3 separate regions of the Mus musculus genome follow, and all the other regions are linked to region 2. Evidence: chromatin loops called from intact Hi-C (ENCODE). Cell type or tissue: left cerebral cortex. All regions are shown on one strand.

Region 1 (8,000 bases), 510 kb after region 2:
TGTTGCAAGATCAAACGTCTCCATATAACTTTTATACTCCACTTCATTTAAGACTTTTCCCACTGACTTATTTCCCCATCCTCCAGTCCTCTCTATAATTTTTCCTTGTCAACCCCTAGTTCCTGTCTATTTACATTTTACTATATTTTATTATCTCCTTTCTCTTAATAGGTATACTCCCCAACAGCCTGTTTCTAATTACCTAAATACCACATGGATTCCAAGTTCAACACAGAAAACAAAAGATTTAAAGCTAGTAGCCACATATGAGAGAGAATATATATATACACTGTCTTTCTGAACTTTATTCTAGTGTAGTAGTTCTCAGCCTTCCTAATGCTGCAACCCCTGAATTCAGTTTCTCATGTTATGATGACCCACAAACATAAAATTCTATTCTGTGCAGCTTCATAACCATAAATTTGCTACTGACATTAATCATTATACAAATATCAAATATTCAGATGGTCTCACAAGACCCCTATGAAAGGGTTCTTTGATCACCAGACGAGTCTCCACCCACAGGTTGAGAACTACTGTTCTACCTTTTTTTTTTTCAAGTTTCATCCATTTATCTGTGAATTCCAAGATGTTCTCACACAGTTGAGTAACATTCCAACTGTGTATAGGACCACATTCTCCTGATCTATTCAACACTTGATGGAAATCTAGGTTGGTATGATTTCCTAGCTATAGTGAATAAAGTAGAAATTAGCAAGGATGCGCAAGTTATCTCCACAGTAGGATTAAAGTTCTTTCTTTATCTCCCCATGAGTGGTATTGTTGGGTTACATTATAGTAGTTCTATTTATAGTTTTGGGGAAGCATCCAGATGATTTCATAGTGGTTGTACTAGTTTATACCCCTTTCTGCACATCCACAGTAGTATTGCCTGCCACTTGTATTCCTGATCAGAGGCATCCTGCAAAATAGAATCTTGAATTCGTTTTAATCTGTGTTAACTTAATATCCAAGGACATTGAATAGGTTTTAAATGTTTACTAGATGAGCATAGGGGTATGCACCTTTAATCTCAGTGCTCAGGAGTCAGAGGCAGATCTATGAGTTCAAGGCCAAGCTTGGTCTACCTGGTGTATTCCAGAACAGTTTGAGCTATATAGTGAAACACTGTTTCAAAAAAAAAAAAAAGAAGTATCTTACTAGCTATTTGTATTTCTTTTTGTAATTTATTTTTGAGATTATAATTGTGGGAGCCTATGTACAAAAACTGTAAACTTACTGTGAATGATGGGTGGAGTGCAGAATGTTCTTTCACAAGGCTTCCTTCTAGAAAGAATTGCATGAACTATGATAAGTGAAAGCACTTGAAAGCAAGGACATGAAGGGGATACCCTGGCATGTGCACAATATCTGTGTGGGAATGACAAAGGTCTGGGAGAATACTCTTGGCCCTTGTCAGGTGGCCAAAGGTGATAAGATATAACACCAGGTGTTATTCTCTCAATGCACTTGTATTTGCTTAAGGTAACTATAAATGTTACCTCATGTCTTGCTTGCTTTTTTGAAAAGTGCTTTGTTTTAATTACTCTTAAACCTGGAGTCCCCTGGACATCCCATATAAATCTTTTCACATAACCTTCAATATGCAAAGACTTAGTCTCTCTGACCAGGGTAGGTTAGCAATAATTACATTTCTCCCTTTTCATTTCTCCCTCAAAACCCTTCTAATATAACCTTCTTTGCTCTCCATCAAATTCATGGATTTTTTCATAAGTTGTTATTGCATGCATATATGTACAAAATACATATATATTCCAAAATATAGCCTCTTTAGTTCATGTTACTTGTATTATGTTTTCAGGACTATTTGGTACTGGACAACCAACTCATGTACCCTTCCTTGGGAAGGACCACCTCTCTGATTCCCAGCTCTCCTCAGATACCTGTAGTTCTTTATGTGGAGTGGAGGCCTAATGCTCTCTTCTCTTCCCACTTTGCCATGTCCACCGATGTCATCCTTGTTCATTCTTGGGCAGTCATGTTGGTGAGATTACATTCTGGCATTACTAGGAGACAGAATCTCACACCATACTTCCTGATTCTCTGCCTCTCAAAATCTTTCCACCCCTTCCTCCTCAATTTTCTCTGAGCCTGAGGTGTGGGAGTATTTTGTAGCCAGATCCCTTGGGACTGAGCTCCATACTCTGAATACTGATAGACTGTGGGTTTCTTAGTGGCTCCACCTGTTGCAAAGAAAAGTTTCCTTGATGAGGGGTAAAGACTATACTCATCTGAGGGTACAAGTATTTATATTGCTGGGGGTTATGCTGGCTTAGTAAATTAATGGTTGTAGACTCTCCTCCAACAACCACAACTTAAGTAGCACTGAGTAGTTAGGTTGGTTTCCATGAGGCATGGCTTCCCTCTTGTTGAGCAGGTCTTAAGTCAAATTAGTCCAATGAAGTCCAAGGCATACTTGTCATACTGAACTCTGATTACCAGGCTGTGCTGGTGGATGTGGTTCAAAGGTGGCATAGCCGGAAAGGACTGTTGTTCCCTTCTCTGGAAGCTTACATGGTGCCTTCAGGTACCAAGAAACCTAGTCCTCAGGGAGCTTATATTCAAATCGGTGCTAGCTCAGGGTACTGAAGCTGTTCTTATTTCAAGGGGTAAACAATTGTACTCTCTTTTGGGAATAGTTTACTCTTCAGCTCTTTTCAAGAACCTAATGCTTTTTACCTTGGGCTATTTTGCTGTTCTCCTTTCTCTGAATACAAAGTTAGGAGACCAGCATGATACAAATCATGATGTTTCAGTCAGAGGGCAATTTAAGATTTAAAAAAAAAATGTATCTACAGGAAAATCCCACCTCTAGACCCAGCTTCTCACTGAATTTAAATAGTGCAAGAAACCTGACGAACAGAAGGAATTTGGTCCACCACTGTAAAACTGAAAAAAATAACTGTTCCTGAAGGATCAGAGAAATAAGAGAGAAGGCACACAGCCGCTTGCTGGGCTGTGTATTGGGACTGAGGACTGACAGGGGGTAATGATTTTCTCCCCTCACGGTATTACCAGGGAATTTGATGTCTTTATATTTTGTAAAGGTCATGCCATATGACTTCCAGAAGCCATGATCAAAACCAACAAAAACACCTGGCTTTTCCCATACGGAACTTGGAAAACGCTCTGGCTCTACTTGGGGGTGAGGGCCCAACTGCTTGAAGGCCTATACCTGCAATTAGTGTATGTCTACACCTGGAAGTAGACAACCTGAAAAACCTGCTGAAAAACACCCTCTCACCTATGAAAATACAACATGTTAATTAATATTCGCCACCAGCGGCCACTTGCTCTGTCCTCTAGTTTATGTTTAGGCCAGGCTTAACTATAGAAAAATATCAGGCATTATTTTAGGGTCTAGGTCAGTCTAAACGTGTTCTATTAGACAATAACAACGAAAATCTATATTGTAGTATCTTCCTTCTCTAGAGTCCTCTGGGGTTTGGATTGGTTTTATCTTCCTTATCTTGCCTTCATCCCCTTGTGAGCAACTACAAGGAAAAAGAAGGCCTGCAGGACTCTTGACAGAACCTGGAATCTCTTTACCCTGTCTTCTCTCATTCGTAACCACAAGGGAGGGCCCTCATCAGACTAGTCACGTGTACCTTCCCACACTGTGACCTCGATGGGTTCTTTGAAGTGAATGCTGGAATTCAGTCTGAGTTATCCTTTTTTATGCAACCAGGGTTACCAGTCTGTGGAATGCTGCCACCCACAGTTACTGGGGGTCTCCATAGCTCAAGTAATCTAATCTAGATAAATTTCACATACATGTCTAGAGGCTCTCTCCTAGATGATTCTAGATCCTTTCAAGTTGACAATATAAACAACACGAGAAGCACCTCAGCCGGCAAATTAATATTTAGCAATACAGAGACAGCATGCCAGCATTTTGAAACTCCTGAGAAAGTAACGGATTCAGTAATTTATTCCTTATTACTACTCACAGAGGAACCTATTTTGAACATGACAGAATTAAAGTCACCTATAAAACTATTTGTTTCACATATGCCTGCTAGTCGGGATAGTTATATTTGTAAAGCACATCTTTAAAAATTAGAAAACGAAGTGATCAAAGGAACGTGTGCTCAAACCTGTCACCTGGCACAGGGTAGTAGTGCAGGGCGACTCAGCGCGTTCCGGCACCGGCCAGGGGACCTGCGCAAAGACGACTTCCTCCCGGACACCAAGGAGGAAGCGGAAGTGCCAGCTCTGCGTAGCCTTGGAGACGCGGGGAGGCGTAGTCGCCTCGTAACGAGACCTTTGACCCGCGCTCGGCAGCCTCGGAGGCGGAGCAGCCGAGACTCCTGAAGAGGCGGTGGAGGCAGCCGCGGGTCGCAGCCGCGATGGAGGTAACGGTGGGCGTCGCGCCGCCCCGCTGGCCCGCTGTGCCGCTCGAGGGGTGGGAGGGCATGGGAGCACCCTGTCCCCGCCCTCGCGCCCAGACCCCCGCCGCGGCGCTTGGCATTGAACCTGGTGCTGGCTCCGGCCGTGGCGACGGCCCAGCTCCGGTCCCTACCGCCTAAAGGGGTCCTCCTCTGCACAGATTTGTTTGGCCGCGCCTTGTACCTGGAATTGGGATGAGCTCTTTTTATGGTTTGTTTTACAGGATTCTGCTCCAGATGCCGTAGCTGCAGCACCCTCCGGGACCCCGAAATCCAAGGTGAGGAGAGCACTCAGCCGCCTGGTTCCCTGTAGCGCATAAGGTTAATGAATCGGAAAACTTTGGCATGGGGAGAATTATTTAAAAAAAAAAAAAAAAAAAAAAAAGAACTAACCTTTCCTCAGGGAGTTTCATTTTAATTTACTTACAGATTTCCTGTTCTTTTTTAAATTTCCTGATGTGCGAGCAGTTTGTTTACTTCCTGCTCCTTGTTAGCACGATGCTGTATTTCAAACATTTAGCTAGTCTGTTTAATGAAAGTTTACACAGTGACACGAAGCCGAGGGGATTAGATAAGAGGCAGGAAGAAGCAAGGAACTATATCCTGTTGGCTCCAGCTCCAGAGTTGAGGGTGGAATAAGGTTGTTCTTACAGCACTGTGCAATGTTTTATGCTAAGTGATTCAGAAAGGTAGGGGCACAATTTATTACCAAAATGTAGTGTTTGAAGACTGATTTCTAGGCATTTGCTGAAGTAACAGATTCTTTCAGGTAAGCTTCCTGAAATACGTATCTTCCCTATTCTCATTCTGCAGATGAGGAAACGTTGTGCACAAAGATTAAGTAATTTTCAGTTAGTAAACCCTAATATTTTAGTTGAAGTCTAAATGTGACCCGATTCACCTGTGAATGTAGTTATGTTGTTAGCTTCCAACAGAATGAGTTCTACAGCTCGAGAAATCTTGAGTTCCAAGCCCTTCTTGTACAGCTAGAGAACTCAGTGTTCTCTGTAAGAGTTTTGTGCTGGGGTTTTGGTTTGATTTTCCATTCACCTAATTACTTTTAGTTATTGAAGTTACGTTTCTCAATTTAAAAAATGTGACTGGCTCAACTGTTTAGAGTGTCTCTCTTTGGTTTTCGGCAGACACTGTGTTTCTTTTGGTGGCCGTACTAAAAGCATGGGTTTTAAAACTCAATAATACGACTCCATCTTTCAGCTAGAAACGTTGCCCAGAGAAGATCTCATCAAGTTTGCCAAGAAGCAAATGATGCTCCTGCAGAAAGCCAAAGCAAGGTGTACAGGTACTGGGTTTAAATCAGAGCTTTTCAGTAGACCACCATGCCTAGCCCTGCAGTTGCCTTTGAATAAGTAAAGGAACAAATGAATTTTTAATTCAGTGTGTGTGTGCGCGCGTGTTTTGCCTATATGTATGTCTTTGTTAGAGTTTTGGATTCCCTGGAACTGTAGTTACAGTTGTGAGCCACCATGTGGGTTCTGGAAATTGAAGCCAGGTCCTCTGGAAGAGCAGCCAGTGTTCTTAACCACTGAGCCACCTCTCCACCCCAAGAGGAATATCTTTTTTTTTGAGGGGGGTGGGGGTGGGGGTTCGAGACAGGGTTTCTCTGTGTATCCCTGGCTGTCCTGGAACTCACTCTGTAAACCAGGCTGGCCTCGAACTCAGAAATCCGCCTGCCTCTGCCTCCCAAGTGCTGGAATTTAAAGGCGTGCACCACCACCATCCGGCTGGAATATCTTTTTAATAGTAAAATGAAACCCTTTTTTACTTCGTATGAGTTGTAAATTTTTCTAAATTAAATATGTCTTTTAGAGAAATCAGCTGAAATGTAAAAGGCACAAGGTGTAATCCTCCAGACATTCTGGGAAGTTGGAAGTATAGGCACATGCTGGAGTTGGTCGATGCCCCATTTAAGAACTCTTGAATTCTCATTAACTTAAAATTTTAAACGCCAAGGGTTTGTTCTTCTTGTTGTTTTCCTAACCAGAACAGATAGAGTTTATTTTTAGAAATTGAAACAGTTTGTACTCAAGTAATTTATTTGGGGAGATGACCTAAGCTTTGGAACTAGACCTGTATTGATGAAATAGATTAATACACGTGTTTGATAGAAATTTAGTTATTGCTTTGAGATTATACAGCAAATATTTACAACAAAAATAATAGAATGTATGGGACATGCTTCCAAGTTTTCAGGGTAGTTTGTCATAGGGGTGCACACACCTGGTTTCTGATTTTCTAGCGGCTAAGACAGAAGCATCCGTTGAGCCCAGGATTTCAACACCAGCTTGGGCAACATAGCAAGCCCTCTACGTCTATGTGGACGGATAAGGAAAGACAGGAAAGGAAGAAGACGTGAGTACAGCTTCAGATGAAGCGCAGGTACTCATGTGCACTAAAGCAGGGGAGTGGGAAGGTAGGCCGCTCTTCCAAAGGAAGTTGTTCATAGTAAGCGGGAGAAGAAAAACGACTGCTGCTGTTTGGATGGAGTTCCCATTTCTCTGAGTACTCACTTCTTAAATCCATTCTAATTTATAGGCTTGGGATTCTCAGCATGTACTTGTCAGTTTAGGAGTAATTATTTTCTTGATTTTTGACCTGGAATCTCTTTTATTATTTAGAATTAGACAAAGAAGTTGAAGAACTCAAATCAAAACCTGTTGATGGAGGAACTGATGATATTATTAAGGTAATGAGGCAATTTTTGTTTACTTATAGGAAATGCCCAGTAATAGATAAAATCTTTGTGAGGACTGTCTCCCTGCTGCAGACACTCTTGCTCTTCGTTTGATCTCCTCATCACTGGCCTTGGTTTAGCCTACTAGTTGTTTAACTCAGAGTGAAGGGGACATGACTCACTTCAAACAAAGAGTCGGCAGTCCTCCCTGACTGTCGTTAGTACTAAAGTACCTTTCCTGCTCTGATCTCCCTAGAAAACTTGGCCATATGTAGCACTTCCATCACATGCAGATAGATTTATACTTGGCTGCCGACCCACATTTGATAGCTTCCATTCTAGCCTCCTCAGGCAGTGTGGGGGATGGTAACACATTCCCTTTGTAATCTCAACTAACCTTGCCAGGTCCCTACCACTAGGTGTCATTATTAGTTTTTGTACCATTTAACTTTTGAGTTGCTTTCCTTCCTATTTCCTTTATCCTGCACCTGTAACAGTCACCACAGACCTGTTGCAGTTTCAGGAGATGGCTCCAGTGTGTCTCTCCATTCGCATGGCACTCCGGCTTCCTGAAGCCTCTGTTTCCTGTAAAGAATTGCTCTGGCTGCCCTTTAGATCTGTTGCAGTTCTGAAACTGGACTTTGACAGTGATCCTGTAAAGGTTTGCACTGTTTCCTTACACTGCACACCTCTTTGCTAGGCATCTTGGTCAAACTTACTGACTGGATTAACAGTTGGTTTTGATAGATTTGTCCCTACGGGTACCTAAGAATGATTGCACAGGAAATTTTAGAAACAAAAGAAATAATAGAAACAGGGTATCTGCCTTCTTCTGCCTCCTGAGTGCTGGGATTAAAGGCATACACCACCATTCTAGGCAAGCGTAAATTATTACGTAC
Region 2 (8,000 bases):
TCTCCCAAGTTGCTTTTGAAGGGTATTTTATCACAACAGCATCGATAAACTAAGGCAGTGGGTGTAGCCAGTAATGATACTGTATACGTAAAGCACTTGAATAATGCCCAGAAGAAATGTTTTGATAAACATTGGCTATTATCATCACCATGCTCCACGGCACTTGGCTTTATTTGTTGGTCAGGAGGTAGGTTGGTAGCTAAATTGGTTAGTTGACTCTAATTTTACAAATGTCCCTAAGTCATAGTGTTGGGAGAATAGATTCTATTGGAAATGGACTCTTGGAAGTATTTACCACATCTGTAAAAAATTCAGTCATGTTAATAAGTGTCTGACAGGTAATGAGTGTAAATGTATCTTGTATTTGCCTGATATAATAGTCATCTCCTTGACTTACTGCCTCTGCCTGCTAACTAAGGCCTACCAGTGATGTAGTTCATTCTATGAGAGCAAACTTCAGGGACCTCCAGCTTGACATCCATGTCATTAATGACAGTTAATCTTCACTATCAACTTAGGTGGATCTAGAATTACCCAGGAGATATACCTCTGAACATATATGGGAGAGTAGCTCAGAGAGGCTGATCTCAATGAGGCTTATCCTGAAGATGGGCAGCATCCCTTCACAGGCTCCCAGACTGAATAAAAAGTAAAGTGGAAAAAGTCAGCCGACCACCAATGTTCATTTCTCTCTGACTCCTGACTGCAAAGACAATGGGAGCAGGTACTTCTTTTTAACATTCTAGGTTTTTTTCTTCCAGTCTGGCACTCAAAACTCTCCCTCCGCAAAGCTGGCTTAAAGCAGCTTTATGTGTGTCTGTGAAGCACATAACCAGGTTTATCACAGTAGCTCTGTTCTTCATAGCAGTATTCTAAAGTTTCTTGTTGCTGTGACAAAATACCTTAGACAACCAAATGAAGGCGGAAGGATATCCTTTGGCTCACTGTTTGAAAGGATGTACAGTGGAACATAGCAGGAAGACAGGAAGAATGATGGGGTGCACTGCTCTCTTATGTAGCTTCCCCTTCCTGTCTCATCTCGTAAGAGTTTGGGCATTTCTTGTTCTGTCAAATGTTCCTCTGATTCATCACTTTGTCTGCCACTCAATTAGACATCACTTTCAAATATAGGCACTTTCTTCTACAAACTAAGTTTACCTTCATTTTTGGGATTAAAGATGTGTACTAAGGATATGTCTATATTCCAGCCAGAGAGATTAAAGGTATGTACAAAGGGCTGAGCCATACTACAAAAACAAAAACAACAACAACAAAAACAACAACAACAACAAAAAACCAGGGGTTTTGAGAAAATAACACAATCTCAGGGTTTACAATGTAATCAAATATCTGACAACAGAAGAGCCTTGCTTTTTTTGTGGATGCCAGTAGAGTTTTATGATAGTTGTTTAACAAAATAATTGTGAGTCAGTATTTAAATGAGTAAGTTTTTTTCTATGAAAATAAAGAAAAATAAGCAACACATAGCTAATAATGGCATTTTCTTTCATTTACACCCAAACTGTCTTTCGTCATTATTACTAGCAGTGATAAATATTCTGTATTATGTATCTCCTACATCACAATATATCATAGTGTATACACATATACAATGCCCCATTACATGTGTGCATATTGTATATTATATGTACATATTATATATATATATATATATAATATGGACATTTGCCTTATAAAGATATCAGACTCATTGACAAAGAATATTTAGAGAAAAAGAATATATTTATTATTTCACTAGGAGGCAAAGACAAAGGAAAATTTGAGGCTAGAAGTTATTTTAAAACAAAATTCAAATTTCTCATGAGCATTTTGTTTTCTTTTTAGTGTAAAGAGTACTATATTTTAGGAAGTAGACACTCTCAGTGGAAATTGCTTGACTGGGCAGGTGTAGCTAATAAACAAAAGACTTCAGCTCATTTCTGTATTGTCTTTGTGTACGGCTCCTACTTGAGTTAATTATTAGACAGTTTTAATTAACCCGGTCATACAATGAGGCTAAAATGAAACAATAAAGCTATTGAGTGGCTGTGCACAAATTTACCTCTCTCCAAATGAAGAGAGAGAACAAACATAATCCATTCTGTGTCCTGTGCTGGGGATGCTTTTGTGATATAAGGGAGGGGGATGTTGAGTCTTATCGGGATGTGACTAAGAGTCGAGCATCCTACTGCAAAAAGAAGTAATGCATTATCTTCAGGGGTCTGGGAACATTGGATGTATGATGGGAGGGATGAGGGATAGCATAGGAAAGAGAGAGGAGAGGTTGACTGGGGAAGAAGAAGAGGAAGGAGAGAAGAGTAAGAGAAGAGGGAAGAGAGGAAAGAAGAGGACAGAAAAGTGAGGAAGGTAGGAGAGAAGAAAGGGGCAAAGAAGACAGGGGGGCAAAGGGTGAGGAGGAGAGAGGGAGAGAGGGGAAAGAGGAGAGAAGAGAGGAGCAAAGAGAGAGAAGACATGAGAAAAAAAGATGAAAGCATGAAGGGGAGATGAAGGTGAGGAGAAAGGACAGGGACATAGGAGAGTGGATATGAAGAGAAGGTGGGGGGAGGGCAGGACAGAGGCCGGCTGAACACACAACAAGCGTAGCAGCCTGTCTCTGCATACCTGGCATCTTCCAAGCTCAATGCAGAGGCTTTCTCTCATGGCCCTGGTTAATTATTTCATGCTCTTTGCTCCAGTTTCTTAATGTGTAAGCTGGTGAATTATTATAAAGGTAAAGGAACCAAATATTGGCAAAATTCTGAGAACAGTGCCAGACACACAGCAGAAATTGCTGCTATCTGCCAAAGCATAGAGGCTTGCCACAACTTTAAGACCCCTGATTTATTTCCAGATTATGTAACAAGACATCTCTTCTCCCTCCTTTGTCTTTTCTCCACCTTCACAGTATTTTCTTGTCCAAAGCTATGATTGCTTCATTAGTGCCTTCCTTTATTCTTCCCAGTTAGTAATGGCAGTTCTCAGAACGTCAAATGCCTGCTGCTATTCAAAAACCAGAACCCTGGCTCAAAGGAAAGGTTGAAGCTTGTGTTGTTAACACCGGGTTGAATCCAGGAGCCAATTTCTCATTGAGCATAACACAGCAGAAACCGTGAGCCCGTGCTCCTGGGGAAATGGTGTTTGCTAAGCACACGAGAAAGCTATTTAATGCTTCAGGGAAATATTCATACAAAATTGTTGCTTCTGATTTCCACAAGTGAATAAAGGAAATTCCGAGGGTGGCCTTGAGAACTCACACAGCATCCACGGAGAGTCAGGACAGAACTCTGAACCAGAGTGTGCACTGCTTCTCTTAAACCAAAAGGCCACACTGTCCATATTCATTCAGACAAGAGTTTTATTCAGTCGGCCTGAATCCTAGCGAAACCGAAAAGCTATATACAAGGAGAATCATATTAGAGCTATTTGTTTGCTTTTCCTTCTTCCTTCCTTCCTTCCTTCCTTCCTTCCTTCCTTCCTTCCTTCCTTCCTTCCTTTCTCTCTCTCTCTCTCTCTCTCTCTCTCTCTCTCTCTTTCTTTCTTTCTTTCTTTCTCTCTTTCTTCCCGCCTTCCTTTCTCCTCCTCCTCTTCTCTCTCCTTTTCTTTTTAATTTTAACATGATATTTTGTTTTTAATCTCTTGTTTATGTTTTCTCTCTTTTTATAGTACATATCTTTTGGGTCTCCTCCTCTCCCTTTCCCTCCTCCTCCTCTTTCTTTTTCCTCCTCCTCTCTCTCCCCCCCACAAAAGAGTTTAGATGACAAACCCAATAATCATTTAACTTATCATTAATTTTCAGAATGTGAACCAAATGGAAAATCTGTGGTAAACCCACAGATTGGGTAGATGACCATACTTGTAGGAGACAAGGATGAGTGTCTAGATGGGAGAGAGATAAAGTGCTACTCCCAGACTTAACCTTTGTGTGTGTCCTGGGGCTTCCCGCGACAGTGAATAGAACACAGAGACATTCTGAGACAGTATTGGGCACCTTTGGAGTACTACAACGGAAGTACCAGTGATAACCGAGAGACTGAAAAGGTGTGCTTGTGATTTCACAGGTTTCTGTGCAAGGTCATGGTGGGAGCATGCAGTTGGAAGACCGGTTCATCTCACTGTAGATTCCATCATAGATCCTACCTCCCACTACTCTGAATAGTACCATGGCTCTGATGAGGGAACCCTTCGGGGGACGGCCAAGCTGCAGACTGTAACAGGAGCAGCATACAAACAATCTGATATCCACTGACAAAAATTTGAAATCAGAGCATATTGAGCGCATGTGTTCTGTTCCATGTGCCTTGGAGGGGCACATGTGACTGCGCAGCTTCTCCAAGGTGTGGGCTAGCCCAGCTGCTGAGGCCTTGGGGAGCCACTCTTCAGAGAGTAAGATATTAAGAACAAAGGGCTTGTTACTCCTTTGATTCCATGGACTTGACTTTGGCAGTTCTGTGAGAGCTCCCAGCGCACTAAATAGACGTTCAGATATTCCTGTTTTATTTTTTTTTAATCGATTTGGATTTAAAATAACGGGGATTTACTTTTTCCTATCAATTTTTCGATGTCGCAGTGTGGTGGCTACTAAGAGGGACAGAGCAAGGCAGCCAGTTTGTGTGGATTTGGGTGGATTTCTACCTAAAATTGGGTAAATGATATTGCTTCTTGGGTAAATTATTTTGCTTACATGTTCACAAAATTAAATACTTATGTATGAAAATTCATAAAATGGACACCAGGTGGCGATGTCACTCTACCGCTAACACATCAAAGCCAATCTGCCCAGATTGCCCTAGGTTTCCAGATTATTTTTGTTGTTGTTGCGTTGTTTTTACTAATGCTGCTGTGTGTTGGTGGGGATTATCTTAAGCGGGCAGGGGTGGAATCACCAAACTACAGTTTTTCACACACACACCCCTCCCTGAAAAGATGCCTTATCGGACTATAATAAAGTACTCTAATCTGGCTACTGGTTTCTTTTCAATTTTAGGGAACACTATTGAACTTAGGTGCCAGGAGAGGGAGCTATAGTGCATCTTTAAAATAAACTTAGGCATGTATAAAGGCTACGGCTTTTTCTATTCAACAGTTTCTTTCTTATATGCAACACAACCAGCTAGATTTTATTTATTAATTTAATACGGTTGTGCACAATGCTTTTTTTTATTAAAATCAAATTACAAACAATTCTGAATTGTGTAAAACTTTAAGATTCAAATAGGCCTTTGATGCCTTTCAAGTTAGAAGCACTATTTGCCAATTGAGACTTATTTGGATCTCTCAAAGCAGCTTGAGGCAAGTGAATAACATGTGAATGGGCGTCTTTATTCTTGCCTTAGTGCAGAATATCTTCTATCAGAGCACAGCCTCCTTAGTGAGAAAATGGGACTCTTAAAAGAAAGGACATGAGGTTAACTGATTTGCCTGGTCTTCCCAGGGTGGGGGTGGAGGAGATAGCTATTTTCTCACTGTGTGCTGTGTGGGAACGTTGAATGTACAAAGAGGATGCTGGCCAAGAAGTCTTGGCAAGGAACTGTTGGGGACTAAAGGCACTGAGTATAGCTGCTGGTACCACTGGAGTATTTTCCCTAGAGAGGACACATGCAAGTGATAGCATGAGAAGAACATAATGTCTAACACTAAGCATTAACTATTATCCTAAGTGCTTCATACATAATTAGTTCTGACTATAGCCCTATGCATGAGAGCACATGGCCCAAAATGGCTACCCAAGATGAGCCCAGTAAGAGGCAAAGACAGGTTTTAAAGCAAGGCAGGCTGGCTTCAGAAATGGAACTTTCAAACTGTGGACTTCTTTTTTGTTTTATGGTTTAAGAGTTTATTATAGAAATGCAGGGGAAAGAGAGAAGAGAGAGAAAGGGGGAGGGGAGAGAGGAGAGGAGAAGACAAAGAGAAAGGAGAGGGGAGAGAGAAGTGAGAAAAGTGAGAGATAAAGGAATATAGGAGTAAGAGAGCCAAACTGTGGACTTCTATCATCTCCCCAGATAGCAAGAGACACTTCCATAATAGTTCTCTGATGTACACATATCATTCTGAGAGCTTTATTCACATGGGTCCTTATAAGTCATATACTCCCGTGGTATGGTACTACTATTGTCCCTGTTTTGCACCAGGAGAAACTGAGGCACAAATGAGTTAAAAGGTTAAGGTGATTATTGACGGTGAGGATGTGTTTAAAGGCAAGAATGCTTTTTATTGGGCTGGAGAGATGGCTCAGCAGGTAAGAGTACTGACTGCTCTTCTGAAGGTCCTGAGTTCAAATCCCAGAAACCACATACATGCACATGGTGGCTTACAACCATCCGTAATGAGATTTGACGCCCTCTTCTGGTGTGTCTGAAGACAGTTACAGTGTGCTTAATCATAATAATTAAATCTTTTTTTTTAAAGAAAAAGAATGCTTTTTATTTATAACAAAGTCCTTTTGAAGTTACAGAGCAGATGCAGAATTCAGTGTGGATTCCTCCGCCCCGGGGTTTCTTTTGCTTCTGTTTATGCCTCCCCTCCAGGTTCTCATGAGCTATACCATCTCTTTCTAAGGTACTGCTATAATCATTGAATGAATAATTTTTGTTCTTGGTGCCTATTAGCTGGGATTTAAGTACACACACAAGGTCACTAAACATGTAGAGAAAACAAGACACAACTTATTTCACTTCCTCTGCACTGAGGGCCACACCCTGTAATAATTCTGCTTTTACTACTTTTACAAAAGGTTGCAGGGTCATGACACATGTCTGCTTGCTTCCTGTTACCAGCCAGTCTTTGCTAGTATTCTCTGTTAACACAGACAGGCTGTCTGTAGGTCTCTGGAGCAGGTGTTCACCTCCCAGTGATAATTAACAAGTACACAGTCTCACTCCTCAGACCAGAACATCTCTGTCTCAAGAAAATGGAAGTTTATGAAATGGACCAGGAGGTAGTGAGGCAATGATTACTCCATGATGATCAGAGACTGGGGGGATGAACTGATCAGTTAACTCTGCCTATTAGCAGAAAATGAGGCTCAGCGGCTGGGTTATTCCATCACTAAATCCAAAAGAGGGAGAAAGAATACTTTGCTTCTTTGCAGGTACTCTTTTATTACACATTCCTAGAGTTTCAGTTTTCTTAAACTGAAGTTATAGGAAAGCTAACAACCTAGACTTGATAGTCTTTGAATTTGGGGATTTATTTTTGAGATATTTTAAAAGAATAAAACTCTGGCAATAATGGCCTGTTCACTCTTGCAAACAAATTTATATTTTATTTTCCCTGAACTACTTATTTTGTTTTTTTCTAGTTTGAGAGGAGACAGATGGGGCATATTGCATGTGATCTCCAGAAAAGTACACTCAAACTTGGTGACTTTGTTTCTCAGCATTGACTGAAGGTATTATTAGCAAGTTCTTCAATGCTCATGCATGACAGCTTAATTCTACACGAGTGTGCTGAGTCCTCAGTCCTTACTACCTCTCCAAGATATGGAAACATTTAGTTCCATTCTGATGCCTGCCTAACTTTCCTAGGTTGCGTACATGTTACACTGTGTTGCCTTGGTGATAAGCCCTCCTATTTCAGTGAGTTGAACTCATAAGAACTTCCTTCCTTGTGGAAAAAAGCTTCCTGTGCCCCTTCATTGCACCCCATTCCTGTTCCGGATGGCTCTGGAGTTCTCATAGAGCTATTAGGTCTTCAGTGGCCAGAGAGGGTGAAAAGAGGGCCCCCTCTATGGCTGCCTCTCTGAGTGCTCCTACAAAGCTTCTGCTGTCTCCTCCGTTCAGGATCAGCCAAATGATGAGCAGCAGCATCAGTGTGGGTCACATGACAGAGTAAGCTGTGATAAGTGAAGGCTACAAATGAGGCAATGGAGTGAACTCACAGAGGAAGGCTGAACTCAAAAGGAATGGCAAGTATTTCAGATGAGAGGTGCCGAGTGGCGACCAGAATTGCATAGGTGGATTGTTGAGTTTCACATTGTGGTACACACAGAGAAAAGCAAGGTT
Region 3 (8,000 bases), 87 kb after region 2:
GCTCATATCTCTCAACAGCTTACCTAAGAAGGACTGAGCAGATAGGCCAGTGATAAGTGAGGGCCACTTTAGGATGCATAAAGCCATGAACACCTAGAGAGTTTACATCTAGAGGTGGAAGAGGTAGAGTTGCAGTTTAAAGACACAATCCCTCATGCTAAAACTTTTGGCTTTTGGGAGTATCTTCTATTTTGCTCATGAATGTTAAGAAGAATATATATTTCCTATCTCAGAAAACACTAAATGAATACATGAACATTTTAGTATGTACAAACATGTTTTGTGTGTAGTCCACGTGTGTGTGTGTGCGTGTGTGTGCGCGTCTGTGTGTACATGTGTGAAGGTGGAAGTCATTTAACAACCCAGGGGGGTCTTACTTCCTCTCTGTTCACCTTGGGGTTTTGGAACAGGGCCACTCATGCACCTGGCGCTCATTGAGTAGGGAAGTTTGGCAAGCAAATCTGAAGAATCATCCATCCTGTGTCCACTTCCCTAGTTCTGGGATTACAAGCATACACTACCACACCAGAGTTTTGTTTTGTTTGAATGGGTTCTGGGAAACAAGTTCAGGTCCTTTTGTTTGTATAACAAGCATTTTACCAACTGAGCTATTACCCTATCTCCCAGGAAATATTTTTTCAATTGTATCATTGAAGGCTTTCCCTACTGCTTAAGAGCCAATGCTCTACCAATAGAACACCATGTCTCAAGCCAAGAATGCTAATTAACCAAGAGTAATGGTTTCCTGTAGAACCCACATTTGCTTGGATTGGTTAGCATTCTTTCCCCATCATTTCACTTGGGAAATTTCCATTGCAATAAGGCTACTCTGAGATTTGATCTCTTTCTTTTGTTTCAATGTCTGAGACCTAAAAATTTCTACTATGTGCAGTTGTTTTGGGGTTCATCTTGCCTGAATATATAACTTTTCTTATAAGGACCTTAGAGTCTTACAAGTATTTCTCGACCAGAAATGCTGCTCAGTTATTTCCTAGGAATATGTCCTGTAGACAAATACCAACACTCAGGTTATATACAGGGGTCTCTGTAGCCTCCACAGCAGCAGGGTGATAGTCCATGGGAGGCAAGAAGGCAGATGGGGTAAAAGTAGTGAGTGTTGGTTCTAATTCTGGAGTCAGACTCCAAGTAGTTTATTTTAGGGATATCTTTAAGTATTGGAGAAAACTTTCTGGTGATAATTAATTAAATCCAGCGTGCACCGTAAAGCATACATAGATCTTTTCAAGGATCAAAGTAGCCTAAATAAAGATTGGACCTGACTACATCTGAACTCTTTGTAAAGCACATGTAACACCCACCATAAATGTGAGTTCTATGCATTGACTGAGAAAAACAGGCTTATGCTTTGGGTCAAGAGGTGGAGTGTTCCACTATATAGATAGTCCAGAGTTCACTAGACTACAATGCATGCCTACCAACAGCTTTCTGGAAAACAAAAACAAAAACAAAAACAGGTTACACATTTGTTCACTTAAAGGAGCAATTCTGTGTGCTAACATTCAATAATTACCTGAAATAAGTTTCATCAAACTAAAACTATTGAGAGAAAAATCTATATTTGTTTTGGAGATAGAATTTCATAATGTATTCTAGGATTGTCTTAATGTCACAATTCCCCTGCCTTGGTTTTCTAAGTTTTCTGAGTTTATAGGTATGGATCACCTGGCCAGGGACTGGGAAGTCATTTTCAAAGAGACAGTGTATAACATTAGCTCTAAGTATCTCTACAGATTACAAATGACTTGAAAAAAAGTAAAAATTTTAACACTGTAGCAGAGAAACCTCCTTATGTGAGGATTCATAGTAAATGCTGTTATCAGTGGTGCCAGCCCAGGACTCCTTATGTGATGGACAAAGGATGCACTTTGCCTGTCTAAAACACACACCACAAACACAGCCAAGGACACAACTCACACTCACATTGAGGAACACTTTACAATTGGCCTGCAGTCTTCAAAGAGGCCAATGTCAGGATAGAAAAAGACACAAGAAAGTGCAAATTGATTGAGAAAGGAAACTTACTTGCAAATGCAATCCCAGCAGGAAATAATTTCCATAGAGAATATTTTTGAGATGACTGATATATTTTTTACATTATTATTTATTTATCATTTAATGTGTATGCATGTGCAAGTGTGTATGCATGTCTGTGGAAGCCAGAGGTCTTATCCTCAATTGATTCTCTACCTTATTTTCTGAGACAGAATCTCTCATGGGCACTGGAGTTCATCACCTAGGATAGACTGACTGGCCAGCAAGTTGTAGGAATCCTTCTGCTTCCACTTTCCCTGTCTCCTTAAGACTCTGATGCACATACATATAAGTTCAACCATATATCACAAACACATGCACCCATATATGCAGCCACACACACATGTACACGCAAACTAAAAAATTATACAAAATAAAAGAGGACAAAAGTTAGTAAATTTTTCAATGGTTGTTTTATTCTCTTGTCTGTGGCTTGGTCATTTTCTTTACATTTCTTTCCTATGACCATCGTTCTTTGAAATGCTCTCATTTTTGCTTTCAGCGAATGGAGATATTCCATAGATGCTTTATATGACTGGTGAAATTTCACATAGAACACAACTGGATGTGGGTTCTTGACAGTTCTTTTCCCCTCTTGCTACCCTCTCTATTGGAGCAAGTCCTGAGTTTCACACAGCGTCAAGCCCTCTGCCTTTGTGCAGTCTCTATTCTTATTGTGAGATTTTTGCATTGCTTGCAGCAAGGCTGCCTGAACCATGGAAACCTCTTGTATGTAACCCAGTGAAAAACGGAAATGAGGCAGATCGTTCTTTCTAAAGGCTTGTAGTGAGGTCATCTGCTTTCTTTACTAGCCATCTTGGAGTTGAAGAGAATTAGCTGCTGTAAGGGCAGTGCAGACAATGTCGGTTCTCCCAGAGGTCAAGTTCAAGATCTGCAGGAATCACTCCGCTCACTTCCCCACAGCCCTTCCTTTTTTCTCTGAGCCTTTACAATGGAATACCACACATAGCAAGTCCCCTTTCCCCTTTCAACATCTCTCAAATGCATTTCGGTTCCTGACTTGAAATGATCTAGAAGAAAAGGTGCCGACCCCAACATTTTAATTCAGTGATGAGTACTTAGAATTAGGATGACTTCGAACTATACTTTCCTTACAGCTTCCCTTTCCCTCCTCTTACTCCTTCTTTCAATTTGTTGACATGGGTCTCATGTATCCCACACTGCCCTCCAATGGAGGATGACCTTTTTGATCCTCCTGTTTCTACCACTTGAAGGCAGGAACTACATTGTACTCAGTTTACAAACGATTATGGATCTATTCTAAGGTATCATGTGCAGGAGGTACAGGCTCCCTGTGTTTGCAGATAAGCACGAGGTGAAACAGGAAGGCTAAACACACAGGGTTATCCCCTCAAAGGGAGAGGTGTATAATCTGTTCTCTGCCTAGAAAGCCAGGAGTGGACATCTGTTCTAATCTGGTGACCTTTACACTGTCTGTGTGGCCCAAACCAAAGTGCATTCTTCTCCAGACCCTTATTGTGACCTTAGCAATACATAGAATTCATCCTTATCACATGTACTTTACAAAGATGTTTGTCATAGTCATAATCTTTATTGTACATACAGAATTGAGTTGATTACCACCAGGAAAATGTTCACCAAATTGTGCTGTGCTTAAGGATGCCTGAAATAAATTAGTTGGGCATCCGACTCTTGAAGTTTGATCCATTTCTGGCTACTTAATCGTCTTGAACCAAATGATCTTCTTGGACCATGACTCTGCGGGCTGTGGTTGTCATAGAAACTGCCACATTCATGCATGCTAGTTGAGCACTCTACCAGCCAAGCCACATCTTACTTTTGAAGCCTGGAGGAGAAAGAACTATAAGGCTTTCTTTGACTATGAGGTGGTTATTTTGCATGCCATCTTAGGCAAAATTAGTCCCAGACAGTGTTTTCAACATTCTCCACAGTTCCAAGCCTGTTTAAAGCTGGGAGAGTGTAATAAAATAGAGCATCCACCCAGCACTGCTATAGACAGTGTTTATATAACAAGAGTGACTCGGGATTCTCAACTTCTCCTAGTGTTTTTTGCTCCCATGAAGTCATTATGATCAAAAAATACACTCTCCTTACCAACAGGGGATGATGATGATGATGATGATGATGATGACGACGACGATGATGATGATGGTGGTGATGATGATGGTGGTGGTGGTGATGGTGATGATGATGAAGATGATGAAGATGATTGCACTGTTTTTGATTGCAGAACTTTAAAGCAGACTTAATCAGGCCTAGTGTGCCTTTTGTTTTCTCTTTCTATCACAGCTACTGTATGTATGTTTCCCTTTGGCTGTATTTCTTTTTGTAATATCCTGAATTTATAACTATATACTGGATTTCCACTACAATATTTAGGGAAAGAAAGGCCCAGATGTCAGGCTTTGTTAAAAATGAAGGAGTTCTTTGAGGTGGGGGAAAATCACTTGAAATTCTCCCTCATGAAGTTTGTAGCAAAAGTTTATGAGCTGGAGCTGTCCTCGGTGTTCCTGCACCTATACAACATGAAGGCAGATCTGGCTTCTGACTCCAGAGACAACAACGCTGAACAAGAATCCAGTTCTTTTGTGCACTGCTCTCTGTTCTAACCACACAAAGTCCATAACCACTACCCCTTCATTTCTTACTAAAGTAAGCGCTGGTATTCAGACTTTAATTTCCCTCCCCTGGCTCTTAATTCTGAACTCCACCTCTGACCTCTCTCTACTTGGGCACATTAGCTTTTACATGTTATTATTGGATGAGCAATAAAGAAGAAAGATTTTAGAAAAACTGACTTGTACAAGGCAACCAGAAAGTGTTTGCGATGGCTGCCTCTTCAGCTCTTCTGCAAATGATCCTAGCTCATCTGAGGCCTGGGTCTACCAGGCCCAGGCCACAGCACCCTCTAGTATGCTCAGAAACATTGTTCAGAAATGTTAACTTTGAAATATGTAACATTCATTGTGTTTGTTTGTGTAAATGTAGGTGAAAGGGCCTCATGGAACACCCAAATATTTATCCTATGTCTAGAATTATATGATGACAACATTTAAATCTTGAAGGTAGTATGGCTTCATGCCCAGAGAAAGAGAGGAAGAATTTTTTCTGGGTGTGCACTTTGTCCTGTTTTTACAAAATATGACAAACCATTCAGTATCATTTCAAATTTTGCTGACCTTACTGGGTGTGGTTGTCTGAATAGGAATGACTCCCATATACTCATATGGCTGAAAGCTTGGCCCATAGGGAGTGGCACTATTAAGGGGTATAGCTTTGTTGGAGAAAGTTGATCACTGTGGGGCAGGCATTGAGGTCTTCTATGCTCAAGCTATGCCCAGCATAGCTCACAGTTGCTCTGTTGCCTTATGTTCAAGATATAGAACTCTCAGCTCCTCAACACCATGTCTGCTGGGATGCTGCTATGCTTCCTGCCATGGTAATAATGGACTAACTTTGAAACTGACGGCTGGTTCCAATTAAATGTTTTTCTTTGTAAAAGTTGCATGGTCATGGTGTCTCTTCACAGCAATAAAATCCTAAGACACTAGGTTAAAAACTGTATTACATGCTGTCTTAGTTAGAGTTTCTATTCCTGCACAAACATCATGACCAAGAAGCAAGTTGGGGAGGAAAAGGTTTATTCAGCTTACACTTCCATGTTCCTGTTCATCACCAAAGGGAGTCAGGACTGGAATTCAAGCAGGTCAGAAAGCAGGAGCTGATGCAGAGGCAATGGAGGGATGTTTCTTTCTGGCTTGCTTCCCCTGGTTTGTTCAGCCTGCTCTCTTATAGAGCCCAAGACTTCCAGCCCAGAGATGATCCCACCCTAAGGGGCCTTTCCCCCTTGATCACTAATTGAGAAAATGCCTTAGAGCTGGATCTCGTGGAGGCATTTCCTCAACTGAAGCTTCTTTCTCTGTGATAACTCCAGCTGTGTCAAGTTGACACACAGAAGGAGCCAGTGCACATACAAACTAAAAAAAAAAAAAAGAAGAAGGAAAGAAAGATAGAAAAATTAATTTTGCAAACCTAATACTAGTCAGGTCTTGGCAATACTCTTAATCCCAGCACTTGGGAGGCAGAAACAAGAAGATCTCTGAGTTTGAGGTTAGCTTGGTCCATAGATTGAGTTCCAGGACAGTCAGGGCTACAAAGAGAAACCATGTTTCAAAAAAAAAAAATCAAAAAGGTAAAAATAAAAGAGAGAAAAAGATCTGAATACCTTCATGCCTGGAAACCAAATTGTACAAAAAAGCATCGACCTTTATTTTTTAAACCAATATCATGACTATTAAAAATACTTTCAGTGATGGAACACTGTGTGTGGGGTTTTTCAATCAGCTTGGAAGGAATTCAAGGTAGATAGGTTCTTTGGGGGCAAATCCAGTCTTTTTAGTCAGAATATCTGGGAGTCCAGCAAACCAGCAGCAAACCAACAGGAAGCCAACAGCAAAACAGCAATCCAGCAATCCAGCAATCCAGCAATCCAGTAATCCAGTAATCCAGCAGTCTAGCAGTCCAGTAGTCCAGCAGCCCAGCAATAGCAAATACAACAGCAATGGAAGCACCAGCAGTGAGAAGCAGCAGCCACCCAAGCACTCTTGAAGGTCTTGAGTTTATACCCTCTCCAGAGTCCCCAGAATTAAACTATCTGCAGCTGGCAATAATCATGCCCTCGCCCCAAGCATGAGATAATCATGCTTAGTGACTGTGGACAAAACTGAGGCAGTTCCATATCCCACCAAGCACACCTTTTGACCTTCAAATTTTCTAAATGAACTCCCAGAACTCAATGAAACAGTTTACTGTCTATGGTGCAGTTTCTAACAGTTTCCCTGTAATCATATTCCACATTCCAAGGCTTCCTACTGATACCTGAAACTGCAGATAGCAAAAAGTCCAATATGTTCTTTGTTTATTACTATCCATCTATGAACACAATTAAGTTTGATTTATAAATTAGACAAAACAAAAATTAGTCATGACAATAATAAACTAGACCAATTACGATGGATCCACTATAGGATTATTCTGTAGTATAAGTTATATGAATATGGTCCCAGTTGTCACTCAAAATTATACTATTTGATTATGCATACCTCCCCTAGGATGATGTGACATGATTCATGTCTCTGTGGTCACATTATCAGCTATTGTGAGAGTAAAAGGGAGATAATAAAGCACCATTTGAAAGAGGGTTTTGAATGGAATCAGGAAACATAAACCTGGGAGACTTATTTAGCATTTATCTGCTCCAAAGAACACTAATCATCTCTACACCTGGATCACAGGCACTGACACTATGCCCAGAGGCTAAAAATACTAATCACTGTTATCTCAAGGTTATCAGACTCTTGTTTTATGCACATTTCCATCCTTGTTATGTAATCGATTCTTTATCTTCTACTAGCCATATTGGTTTTGATCGTCCTCAACACTTACCATCTCACTGTCTTCTTGCCCTCTTCTGAATACTCGTATTCACAGATGGTTGAACCCTTACCTCCCAAAGTGAAATGTCTAGTCTATTCTCTTAAATAACATTGTTTCATTTTGTGCTGTTCCCAACTTCGGATTCACTCAGGATCAAAGGATGAAAAGTATATACAGAGTGTGGAAACTAAAAAAATTTATGATTTATATCTTTTGCATGACAAACCAGAGTGACATGGGAGTTCATCATTACTCAGATTGGAATCAAATTTAAATTTCTTGGCTTTTAATTTTGGGGATTTTCTGAAATATTTGGAATTTCCTATTTTGTATATTCGCTGAGAGGCTTACTGGAACTGAAAACATGCACGAGAAGGAACTACTAGACCATAAAAACATACAACCCAGAAACAACCAAATGGCTATATGGTAAGATCTGGGGACAGGATCCTGATGTAGCTGTCTCCTGAGAGGCTCTGCCAGTGCCTGATAAATATAGATGTGGATGC

Evidence for each region. Peaks named below come from ENCODE experiments on the same cell type or tissue, not always from the same donor. Only the 100,000 strongest peaks of a DNase experiment are listed, where the experiment ranks them.
Region 1: it touches region 2 in a loop (6-fold over the local background); 8 of 42 quality-filtered maps call a loop at or near these places.
Region 3: it touches region 2 in a loop (4-fold over the local background); 30 of 42 quality-filtered maps call a loop at or near these places.

What each region holds. Positions count from the first base shown.
Region 1 is chr10:58,251,196-58,259,195 of GRCm38, forward strand. Gcc2 (GRIP and coiled-coil domain containing 2) reads left to right here and starts at 4,331. Exons shown (of 23, transcript NM_027375.2): 1 at 4,331-4,376; 2 at 4,634-4,687; 3 at 5,625-5,709; 4 at 7,046-7,113. The coding sequence starts at 4,371. It also overlaps Gm9919. In left cerebral cortex, CTCF peaks have their summits at 4,136 and 7,528 (motif pointing right); DNase peaks (open chromatin) are centred at 3,764, 4,248 and 4,995; H3K4me3 peaks cover 1,863 bases; H3K27ac peaks cover 1,273 bases.
Region 2 is chr10:57,738,921-57,746,920 of GRCm38, forward strand. It overlaps Pkib (protein kinase inhibitor beta, cAMP dependent, testis specific), which reads left to right. Exons shown (of 5, transcript NM_001039051.2): 5 at 1-2,192. Among named protein-coding and RNA genes, the nearest start is that of Fabp7, 42 kb to the right of the region's middle. In left cerebral cortex, CTCF peaks have their summits at 4,738 (motif pointing right) and 4,952; DNase peaks (open chromatin) are centred at 4,804, 4,955 and 5,436; H3K4me3 peaks cover 336 bases.
Region 3 is chr10:57,826,025-57,834,024 of GRCm38, forward strand. No RefSeq gene overlaps it. Among named protein-coding and RNA genes, the nearest start is that of Smpdl3a, 35 kb to the left of the region's middle. In left cerebral cortex, no CTCF peak of the experiment used is centred here; DNase peaks (open chromatin) are centred at 2,756 and 3,941; H3K27ac peaks cover 708 bases.